2 separate regions of the Homo sapiens genome follow, and region 2 is linked to region 1. The links are chromatin contacts, found by Hi-C in ENCODE. All regions are on one chromosome and are shown on one strand. Each heading gives the region's core, a stretch centred on a gene start or an enhancer-like site at or near the end of the contact. The rest is flanking DNA. Distances are from core to core; before and after follow the strand shown. Region 1 holds the start of OR5K4 (olfactory receptor family 5 subfamily K member 4). Region 2 overlaps CLDND1 (claudin domain containing 1).

The links. A loop is a pair of places that touch in the nucleus more often than their neighbours do. Pooled maps may share reads with other maps.
Region 2: a loop to region 1 is called in a map of GM13976, with 2.6 times the contacts of the local background. The contact joins the enhancer-like site here to the promoter of OR5K4 in region 1. A Hi-C loop is called at or near these places in 6 of 168 maps with a recorded cell type or tissue (GM12878, GM13976, PC-9 and 3 more), 33 of 37 single-sample maps with no recorded cell type and 16 of 50 pooled maps.

Annotation. Positions count from the first base shown.
Region 1 is chr3:98,351,231-98,357,255 of GRCh38, forward strand. OR5K4 (olfactory receptor family 5 subfamily K member 4) reads left to right here and starts at 2,624. Exons shown (of 1, transcript NM_001005517.1): 1 at 2,624-3,589. The coding sequence starts at 2,624. The coding sequence ends at 3,589.
Region 2 is chr3:98,511,026-98,517,050 of GRCh38, forward strand. It overlaps CLDND1 (claudin domain containing 1), which reads right to left. Exons shown (of 5, transcript NM_001040181.2): 5 at 4,458-5,854. The coding sequence ends at 5,634. Among named protein-coding and RNA genes, the nearest start is that of CLDND1-AS1, 8.5 kb to the right of the region's middle. Within about 2 kb of position 2,251, at least 5 of the 41 ENCODE cell types and tissues checked have a DNase peak (open chromatin) inside an H3K27ac peak, as active enhancers do; they include PC-9, where a contact is called at or near this core.

The DNA of each region.
Region 1 (6,025 bases), core at 1,374-3,873:
CTTCAAATCTCTGTTTAACTTCCACCTCAACTGATCAATGTAAATCTTTTTCTCTCCATCATAGTTTTCAGGTAATCAAGGGGTGTGTGTGTGTGTGTGTGTGTGTGTGTGTGTGTGTGTCTGTGTGTAAGAGAAAGAGAGAGTTTCCAAGTATGTGAAAAATCAAGATGAACCTTAAGCTGTTTTTAGTGATAGCAATTTTGATTTAACTTCCGAATCTCAAAATGCATCCATCTTTATATGCTGTTTGATTTACTGGTGCTGGGGGAACCATGCTCATCAGATTAGAGTCTCTGCAGAAACACTCTGATGCCAATGCCGAGGAAGTCCCTTTAGAATAGAAAACTTTAACTTTGCCTGAGACTTGCATAACTATTGTCACTAACCTATTGGTAGGGAGTGTCCTAGATTTTTATAATTTATTCCCTAATGATTTAAAAACCAATGTTTTTATTCTTAATTTCCCTACAAAGAAAAAACATCAGGAGACCAGTCAGCTACTATAAAATGTTTCTCAGTGAACTCAAAATATGAGGACTTAATTTTATTTACTAATTTATTTATATTATAGTATCAAAATGCAGAATATAAATTTTCTAATATACTTCAGTATTTTTATTGTTTTTAAATTTTAGCCACTTAATAATTCTCTTTGTCTCTAAAGTGAAGCCATTATAGAAAGCCATAAGGAGACATAGTAAGTGGATAAGTCTGACCTATTCTTTGTTCAAAAGTACCATAATTTTATCAGCAAATACACAGATAAGGCTGATGATGTCCTTGTACAGTAATTCTGCGATCTATAGGCAAATTAATTTTTGATTAAGTTCAAAAATTATATTTTACATTGGTGAAGAGAAAATGAGATTTTACTCATTATATTCTGAAATATGATCTATATAAAATAATTATTGATAATAAAATCCATTTTTCCACAGTCCACCTGATAAATATTTTCAGTTGATTTTCCATTAGATGTTACTAAAATAATGATAAAGAGCAGCATTTTATACTTTTACAAAGTTTTTTTAAAAATATAATTCTGAAAGATTTTTTAAAAGAGGTATAGACCTAAAATATAAAGGACATTTTATTGTATTCATTTGATTACAAGCCTCTAGTGATAAAACTCCAGAAAACCTCATCATATTATGTGAGTCAATAGAAAAACAAAAGTAAGAAACAGAGAAAACCTAACCAAAATGTTTTCAAAGTAATTCACTGGCCGGGCGAGGTGACTCATGCCTGTAATCCCAGCATTTTGGGAGGCCGAGGCGGGCGGATCGCCTGAGGTCAGGAGTTCGAGACCAGCCTGACCAACATGGTGAAACCCCGTCTCTACTAAAAATACAAAATTAGCCAGGCATGGTGGCTCATGCCTGTAATCCCAGCTACTCGGGAGGCTGAGGCAGGAGAAGTGCTTGAAACTCTGTCTCAAAAAAAAAAAAAATGTGCTTTGAATTAACTATCGTAGGCTCTTCTCCAAAATTGTCTGTTTGGAGTATGCTAAGGCTAAAGACTTTTAGAAACTTCTAAAAGAAAAGAAAGTTAATTTTATTATTCTTTAAAACTCAAATTGTTTCTGTACCTGAAATATTTTAATGTACAGTTGCCAAACTATAAGAACTATATAATAAATTTAGTTGATCATTAAACTCAAATAAATATATAGCCAGTAAAGAGTAGATAATGAGTTTGTAAATTTAAATAAATTTAAAACTCAAGTAAATAAATGGAGAACCTCCATAGAACTCACTGAAAATGAAGACATTACTTTCTATGAGAGATGTTTGAGTGAATACAAAATAGATATTTACCATGAAGAATATTCACATTATGAGTGGAGATTTTGCCACCAAATCTTACAATGTTGGACATGCATGTAAAACTCTTAAAACTAGAGACAGAAAGTATTAGGATAAGTGAGCAATTAAGAGTAATAACTCCTTGGGAAATTTGTCATACCAAGATTGGAATAGTATCTAGAATATGTTGAAATGAACATAAAAATGATATCCAATACAATGATTAAGAACACTCATAGATGTTTCATATTCTTATCCTCTCTAAAAGGATGAGTAGATATCTCATAAAATATGCAATTGGTGACCTTATCTGGAAAGGGTTACTAAGCTAGCAAAAGCATTCTTCAAATCACTGTGTTTCTGTGCAGTTTTTAAAATGTAGACATTTAAAATGCCTTAAGAGTAATTCATTTTAAGCGTCACATTGATCCAATAGGATACGATTTAAAACTTGTTTACTTTTTCCTGGAGGAAAAGATACCATAAGAAAATGTCTTAATTTTGGAAATGGAAAATTATATGTACTGACCACAGATTTTACATCGGCATAGGATAATTCATGCAGATAAAGCTTTCCTGCCCTAGGAATTCACACAGATATTTTCAGACAAGCCCTGGGTACACAATCCATGATACATTTTTTCTCACTTGATTTGACCCACAGTGAGTGTGCTAGTGTTTAGGAGATGGCACAGGATAATTTGAAGAAGACTTTCTTCCCTTTTGTATACAGGGAAATTAGAGGGTGAGAATTAGAAACATTCTGCTTTGGAATCTTACATTTCTTTACAATTTATGTCTCAGAAGAGAAGCCAGGAATGGCTAGGGAAAATCACTCCTTAGCAGCTGAATTCATCCTCATAGGATTTACAAATTATCCAGAGCTGAAGACGCTTCTGTTTGTGGTGTTCTCTGCCATCTATCTGGTCACCATGGTGGGGAATCTTGGTCTGGTGGCATTAATTTATGTAGAGCGTCGTCTTCTCACACCAATGTACATCTTTCTGGGCAACCTGGCTCTGATGGATTCCTGCTGTTCCTGTGCTGTTACCCCCAAGATGTTAGAGAATTTCTTTTCTGAGGATAGAATTATTTCCCTGTATGAATGTATGGCACAATTTTATTTTCTCTGTCTTGCTGAAACCACAGACTGCTTTCTTCTGGCGACAATGGCCTATGACCGCTATGTGGCCATATGCCACCCACTGCAGTACCACACCATGATGTCCAAGACGCTCTGCATTCGGATGACCACAGGGGCCTTCAAAGCTGGAAACCTGCATTCCATGATTCATGTAGGGCTTTTATTAAGGTTAACTTTCTGCAGGTCTAATAAAATTCACCACTTTTTCTGTGATATTCTTCCACTGTATAGACTCTCCTGTACAGATCCTTCTATTAATGAACTAATGATATATATCTTTTCAATACCAATTCAAATCTTTACCATTGCTACTGTCTTGATCTCTTATCTCTGCATCCTTTTGACTGTTTTCAAAATGAAATCCAAGGAGGGAAGAGGTAAAGCATTTTCTACCTGTGCATCCCACTTTCTCTCTGTCTCAATATTTTACATTTGTCTTCTCATGTATATTGGACCATCTGAAGAAGGAGATAAAGATACACCAGTGGCAATATTTTATGCAATAGTAATCCCATTACTAAACCCTTTTATTTATAGTCTGAGAAATAAGGAGGTCATAAATGTTCTTAAAAAAATTATGAGGAATTATAACATTCTTAAACAAACTTGCTCTATAGCAAATTTATTTTTAATTTATTAAAATGCTTTCATAAAGAGGGAACATAGAAAAATTAATATGTGATTTTACACAAAATGTAAGCTTATAAATCATTAGGCTATGTTTGTTTAAAAAATATATCAATGGAATTTCAAAATTGTTTCACAAATCTTTATCCAAATCCCACAACCAGAATGAATCGGGGAAACTCACTGGTAACTGTTATTACTACCTTTCATGACTCTCATGGAATTGTCAGAGAGTATTATCCTAAACCTCAATTAATCAACATAGCATGAAAGTTAAATGTTTAAATGTGTAGAAGAGTCTTCTTTGATTAATGTTTCCTAGTTAATGGAAGACATTATATCCAATCCTATGTAGCGTGTTTGAAACATTTAAAATTTCCTGGCAGAAAAGTGAAATGATAGTTTTCTTTCAGAAAACTGACCTGAGAGACACATGTGGATTACTTTAGAGTGGAAAAGACTAGAAGCAAACTAATTGCAGTAATTTATATTTAAGGTAATGAAGTTTTATTTAGATAAGATTGCAAGAATGAAAAAAAATGAAAAGGAACACACACACACATACACAGACATATACAGACACAGACACACACATACACACATGCAAAGAGGCTCACCTACAAAATATTCTATTTTGCAGAATAATTAATTGTGACTTATAACAAATTGGACAGAGTAGATTAAGGTCTACTTTAGCCAGAAGCATAATTAAGTTCCTTTTCATTCTTGAAGGCATCAACCATGTTATTGGCTATGTATTATATATAACTACAGTTTACATATTAACACTCATTAAACATTTTAAAACATATTAATAATGACATTGTTTTATTTTTGAGTAATGGTAAGCTGTACCAATATTTTATGTGTTTATTGACCATTTTTACTTTTATGAATTGTCATTTTTGTTTTGTCTGTTTTATTTCTTATTTATATCATTGTTTACAGAGAAAAGACATCACAACTATTTGTGGCAAATAATTCTTCTGTGGGTTGATAGTCTTAGTATTTGTTTCTGATATTTATAAATATTTTAATTTAATATACTCATATTTACTTATTTTTTCTATGATCTCTTTCATGCATTTCATCCAGAATTTCTTTTTTAATCCAGTCTACTATTAACCAATATTTCTTTTTCTCCTTTTCTTATTTCTCTTCTTCTCCTTCTCCCTATTTTCCTCCTCCTTCCTTTTTTGATATTTTAAATTTTTGCAACTTGACTCTTGATTCTTCCTGGAATTTATTTAGTATATGGCATATTAAAGATATAACTTTATTTGGCTGTTTCTCTAAAAAATATTTATAAACTAATTTAATTCAAATAAACACTCAGGAGAACTTCTTTGGGAACCTGGCAAAATGAATTTAAAATTTTTTCATATTCTAGATTTTTCTAGAAAATAAAAAAAATACCTTATGTGTTATATATTAAAATATATGATAAAATTCCAATAATGATAACAGTTTGGTTTTAAATCAAGAATCAATAAACAAACCAACAGAACAAATCAGATTGTTCAAAAGTAAACTCTCATATAAAATAAGAAGGGCATCACAAATAACAAGGAAATAAAGGATTGTTCAGTAGCCGTGGGACAACTGGGTAACTATCTCTTCCATTCATGTTAAAATGTATATCTTCCTGTCATTTAGATATATATTTGTAGACAAAATTTGTATTTCCTTCATTTTTCATAGTTTGATTTTTAATATACAGCAACCAACTGGAATTTATTTTATAATGTTATAAAGTGAGAATTAAAATTTGATTTATGGCTAACCAGTAGTCCCAGAAGCATTTATTGACAAACTCTTCTCTAACTGATTTCTTATGTCTCCTTTTTGTACATTTATGCTCATACATTCACATGTACATGCATACACAGAGAGGTCTATTTCTAGCCCGTTTGTACAACAAAAACAAGACGGTTCTAGTTCGTACACTTCTGTCTCAGGAGGGAAGATGGACATTTTAAAAGGCAATCAAACTAAAAAGCTATAAGTTATAATTGAGGAAGACTCTTATGCTTCTACCTAAAGTCTATTGTTAGGGTTCTATAACATTTATATATAAAATATCTATTCACTCTATTCTTTCTTTCTATGTGACCTCATCTATTTTTTTTTTTTTGGCCTTTAATTTCATCAATATGAAGATGGCTCAGAATGTATATTTCCACCTCTGATATCCTCCCTGCTCTCCAGTCTCACATGTGCAACTGCCTACTTCACATAATTACTTAAATGTTGCAAAGACATCTCAAATTCAACATGATCAAAGCACAAGTCTTGAATTTCCCACTAAACATGGTCCTCCCCTGGTCTTCTCCATTATGATGGTCACATCCTCCAACCAGCTGGGCAAGGCAGAAATTAAGAGAACCCCACACAACTCTGTCTCCTATCACAACCAAACTTTCATGATATCTGTCAACTTAGTCTCTGA
Region 2 (6,025 bases), core at 1,001-3,500, 160 kb after region 1:
ACCTTTACTGGAAACAGAAGACTTCCCCAATAATGTAACACCAGCCCCAGTTCTAATCCCCATTGGAGTGTAGCCTTGTGGTAAACCCCAACAGCTCAGAGTCCCGCATGCCCTAGAGCTGGACCACACAGGGCAAGCAAAGGCTGCCTCCTTCCCGTGCACTGCATTAATGTCCAAATAATAGTACCAAACACTTTTTGAGCTCTTATGTTTTCAAAGGTGTTCTAAAAACTTGCACGTATACCTTCTTATTTAACCATCACAAAAACCTATTGAGGCAGATAATATCCCATTTTATAGATAATGCTATTATATGTTCATCCTCAGAATTTCTAGCTTGGGTAGAAGTTAACATCAATCACTCATGCATGCCTCCTTCCTTCCTAGTTCTAACCAAGAGTATGAACACAATGAACTGATAAGCAGACAGGGATAAGAATATTCACTTTCTTTATAGAGGCCTAATGACCTCAAATTACAGGGTCCCTGAAAGTACCGGATTAGAGAAAATAATTTGGAATTGAAGCCAAAACAAACAAGGCTTCCTATTACATCCTGCCAAATCTGAACCTGAGAACCAGGGGTGCACTGGATCTGCAGAGCAGACTCTTCATACGCATCTCCAACTATCAGAGGTGGGATGGATTGGGACCTGTCACAAAGAGCCAGTCAACAGAAGAGTGTGGAAAGCACAGTAGAGAAATGGCTTTTAGAAGGCAGACACCAAGCCAGGTCTGTTTACTCCACAGCCCACTCTTTCATAATCTGCCTAGGAGAGAGAGAATCCTATTTCTTGCGTTTAAACATAGCTTTCAAATATAACTGCCCATTGGAATCACTTGGAAAGGTTTTAAAAATTTCAATGACCCGACCATAGCCCAGGCCAACTAAATCAGATTCTCTGGAATGAAAACATTTAAGTTCTCCAGGAAATTCCAATGTGCAGCCTAGGCTAAGAGCCACCACTTTATAGGCTTGGCAACCCCTCACAATGCAGCCAGTCATAACTAGCAGTTTTTGAGCGACTACTTTATGCTAAGCAATTTACATAATCCTCATCACAACTCTAAGAGACATATGATAATCAAAGCATTTCACAGATGGGAAAAGCGGTGTTTGGAAAAAGGCTAAGAGACAAAAGATAGACCTGGGATTACAAAGCTCGCATTCTGTCTCCCAAGCTAAATACTTAACCACCATATACCATGCTGCTCCTTGTGGATGCCCTGATTCCAGCAATCTCTCCAACCAGATAATACATTCTTCTTTTATATAGAGAAGCAAATAAGGCTGGGAGATACTACAAGAGTTGACTCCAGTATTCCCTTCTAAAAGAGAGCATAAACTCCTTCCATGGAAGTTAAGCAGGAAGAATAAAGGTTTCCAACAACTAACATTTGTAGAGACTTGGAAAATGTGTGGCAGGGTGTTAAAAGATCAATAATTAGAGATGCTTAGAATTATAAAGCAGTTGAAGTCAAACAGCATACTTTTTTATAGAATCAACTTAGTAGTTCTGAACAGCCATCCTTGATATCTTAAGATTAAGAAAACTGGACAGCACAGTCTATGAAGATAGGGCTAAGGATTGCGAAGGGAGGTGTCATAGGAAATTATGGGAGCAAGAGAACCAAAGATGTTTGTGAACATACAATGACAATACAAGCTAAGGGGGGAAAGAAACGAACAAAATGCGGAAGACTGGGAGGGGCTGAAAGGCTGCAGGGCAGGTGAGGTAAAGCTCACATACTGAGACACTAACACTGGACCAGTAAAGATGACACATTACTTAGTAACTCAGATATTTTAAAAGGTGTACGGCAGAAAGAAAATTCTCATTTCACATTTCTAAACCTTTGCAAATATACAAAGTAATATAAATTGGATCTTGCTTTTATAGAAGTTTGCTGAAAGTATGTAAATGTTTATATGTCAAATAATGTATATTTGTATACACGTAATGCTAGTAATAGAAATTCTGGCACTGAAGAGAATGTAATCACTCTATGGTAACTTCTTCTATAGGGCAAATAATTGTTACTCTTTTTACAATTGAGCATTTTCACATCATGAATTTGCAGGATGATGGCATGTAATTTGGCCCCAGGGAAAAATGTATCTTATTACGATGGAGTATAAGAACACCTGATGAGCAGTAGAAAAATAATTTAGATCCGTTTCCTTGTTTATTCCTCACTTTTCAAGGTATGAATCACTGTTCCCTTTGAGAAGAGTGCTGAAAGGAGGACAAAAGCCTCCACCCATCTGTGCCAGGACACAGCTGCATCAAGCTTGTGAAATAACAATTTGCATCTTCAGAGCTGCACCCATTAACTGCTCTTTTAGCTGCTAGAGAATTTCAGAAAGTTTTGCAATCAGGCCGTGTGCAGTGGCTCACGCCTGTCATCCCAGCACTTTGGGAGGCCAAGGTGGGTGAGTCACTTGAGGTCAGGAGTTTGAGACCAGCCTAGCCAACATGGTGAAACCCCATCTCTACTAAAAATACAAAAGTTGCTGGGCATGGTGGCACACACCTGTAATCCCAGCTACTCCGTAGGCTGAGGCAGGAGAATCCCTTGAACCCAGGAGGCGGAGGTTGCAGTGAGCCAAGATTGGGCCACTGCACTCCAACCTGGGTGACGGAGTGAGACTCCATTTCACAAAAAAGAAAGTTTTTCAATCAGCAAAATTAGGTTAACAGGTTTTCATTTTTGGTGAAAGTTTATATGAAGGCTAAGTATTAAAATGGCCCGATCTATATATGTTATAGTCAATTGAACATGACAGGGTCTATAGGTTTTAACTGTGCTAGTCTGCAATTTGGTGATGTTTCTGGAATGGAAAAACAAACTAAATTGATATGGTTTGTGGTCATCTCATTCTTCTCAAATCATATGACTAAATGAGTTCACCTAGGAGTGATTGTCAACCCTATCCTCTCCCTTAACGCACGTGTGCATGTGCACACACACAACTACAGCAGGTAAAATTTTAACACATTCCCATTAGATTATAAATTTGAAATCCTAGTGTAATATGATGCAGACAGAAGGCACACTGTTATCTGAATAAATTCTAGAATTCCTTTTTTGTTGTTGTTGTTGTTGTGCCAAATTGTGTTTTATGGCTATACTTAATAAATTTTGAAATGAGTCTTTTGCTAAAAATCATAGAGGATATTTACCCACATCATTTAGTTAGGAGCTATAAAATCAAAGTCTTAAAACACATTTGTTAAACTGCCACAAAATTCATTCTGAGGCCGGGTATGGTGGCCCATGCCTGTAATCCCAGCACTTTGAGAGGCCGAGGCGGGCGGATCGCCTGAGGTCGAGAGTTCAAGGCCAGCCTGGCCGACATGGGGAAACCCCATCTCTACTAAAAATACAAAATTAGCTGGGCATGGTGGTGCATGACTGTAATCCCAGCTACTCGGGAGGCTGAGGTAGGAGAATCGCTTGAACCCAGGAGGCAAAGGTTGTGATGAGCCAAGATCGCACCATTGCACTCAGCCTGGGCAACAAGAGTGAAACTCCACCCCAAAAGAAAAAAAAATTCATTCTGAAAAATCTGAAAATTAATTTTTTACTTTGGGGGTTGCTTTCAAAGATTAAATAGGGTTCGCCTTGCCACTGATTTTATCTATTAGGTTGATCAAAAATGGCTGAATATCTGCAGTTTCATATGGTTCAACCTGATTAGAATCAGTTTCACATTTAAATGAACAATACAGCCCTATATATTCCAAAGAAAAAAAGTCTTTGCAGGAAAGATAACCTCAGCTACCCTGCAACATGCTAAAAATACCAACTACAATGCAGCACCAGGGGTTATGGTGCTAGTAGCTTCCCATGTAACTCTGGGGTATTAAGAGGCAGGGACATTGTTTAAAATAACTGACCAATACAAAAATGTCATGCTGCCAAAAATTTTCTTATCCCATTCCCAAAGGTGTTTTGTTTGTTCATTTAGCTTTTCTCTTTTCCACCTTCCACAGAAGGCGCTGAAGGGTAATGAATCTTCAAGAATTAAGATTAGATAGAAACCTGAGTAACCAGTCATTTCACAGGCAATAATTGGCTACAGAGTAATGCTGACTTTGTTCTAAGTCAGAAGCTGACTTGGTTATTTACTATAGAACACAAACATCCACAGCCACTAAATGACTTTACTGAAAACTAGCCACATTAAGTATGACATGTAGAGATAACAAAACTACTTTTGAGAACATGGTTTAAAATTCTGAAAAATAAAAGATAAAGATTTTCTTATTTCTAATAGGGGGAAGGGGTTCCTACATTTCCCAGAAGATCAAACAAGAGACCCAAACACAGGATGTAACGACAGCCCTGTACAGCAAGATGCACTTTGCACAGACAACCACAGAGATTGCCTCCACTTCTTTATCCTAAAGTGTTGAGATTTAAATCAATTCAGACACTCTATATACAATTGAGTCTCTTTTCATTTTTAATTTTATTTTTTAAAAAAGACATTGAGGTTATGGTAAGAAATTATGAAGTTACATTTTTTTAATCTGTCAATTGCTACAGTAGTGGAATAAATAAATAAGTTTTTTAAAGTTCAATGTTTATAGACATACTTATAAAAAAATGACTGAATTAGAAGACATTAAATAATGTTGATACACACCAGGAAGGGATTTAGGCAAGGAAAGGCACATCATATTACCACAAGAAATAAAGACCATAGTTGGAGGTTAATGGACAGCCAGAACTTTAGATCTTGTGGTAGGTTTCCCAGCTCTGGAGGGTCATTATGGTGAAACGTTCTTTATAGTACTGGGCTGGAATAAATAAATAGCAGTTGAGGAATTTTACCTTGTAACTGTAATATAATGTAAAAAGAAAGCACACTTTTAATAACCCTGGTATGTGAAGAGGAAAGAAAAAAAATCCAAAACAATTTGGTGGTACTGAAAATCTTACGGAGAGTTAAAAATAATACTAATCCTCGCCCGGCTGAACTGGAATTCTTGCAGTTACAAAGTTAAAATTTCAAGTAAACACTGTATTTTTCACTTTTTGTAGACAGACACAGTGCAGATACAAACAGCTGCCATATCTCACCTCAGATGAAGCTATGTGTCAATGCTTAGGGAAAATGATCTTAGATAATTTCCCAATTTTATAGAGCTTAAATCTTTGAAAACAGCACTAATACTGCTGGTTGACTGGCTATCTACAACAGCAAAGTGAACATAAAGTTTTGACGATGAGAGGTTTCCCAAAGAAACTAATATAGAGTTTTTAGTTGAACAGATACAGTTACTTTAGTTTTACTGAAAAGTCTAACAGACATTAGCACAACTTGTTTTCGGTCACATTCCTACTCCCAATTTTCTTTCATAAATTTGTGTCAAGTCTCTATCCATTTCTTTCTGTCTAGACCTAGATTAGTTTATTTGAAAGATGGCATCGCTTAAAGTAAACCACATAAATTTTAGTGGTATTAAGTGTGTATTTAGTGGTGAATGTGTATAAATAAAATAGATTTTCATAATAAAATGGTATATCCACAAATAAAAATTAAAAACAATTGAGAGGTGGGGAAAATATCAGTATTATTTTAAAAAAATAAAAATGGCAATTGTAAAGCAGGCAGTTTCTTGCTCATGCCACACGATATGCCTTCATTAAGGTGTACTCTTTCCGGTTGGTGTGAGCAGCCCAGATGAAGAGAGCAGAAGCCATGAACTGTAAGGGAGCAGAGACACAAGCCAGGCAGAAGGACCATCCAAATTCACCGGATACATTGTCAGGGAGCTCTAGTTTCTGGTGGAGTAGTTCAATTCCAGCAACATAACAACTTACTGAGCCCAGTGTACACAGACCTTGGGGGAAAATTTAGAAAACAAAACAAAACATGGCTGGATAAAAGCACAGTAAAGAGCTTTTCAGGCAATGTGACAGGGCAGTTAATACGTGAACATTTCAGATTTATAACTCTTTGGTCCCTAAAGAGACAGGAAGAAGCTAAAAGGTAAGTATGATGACAAAACCTA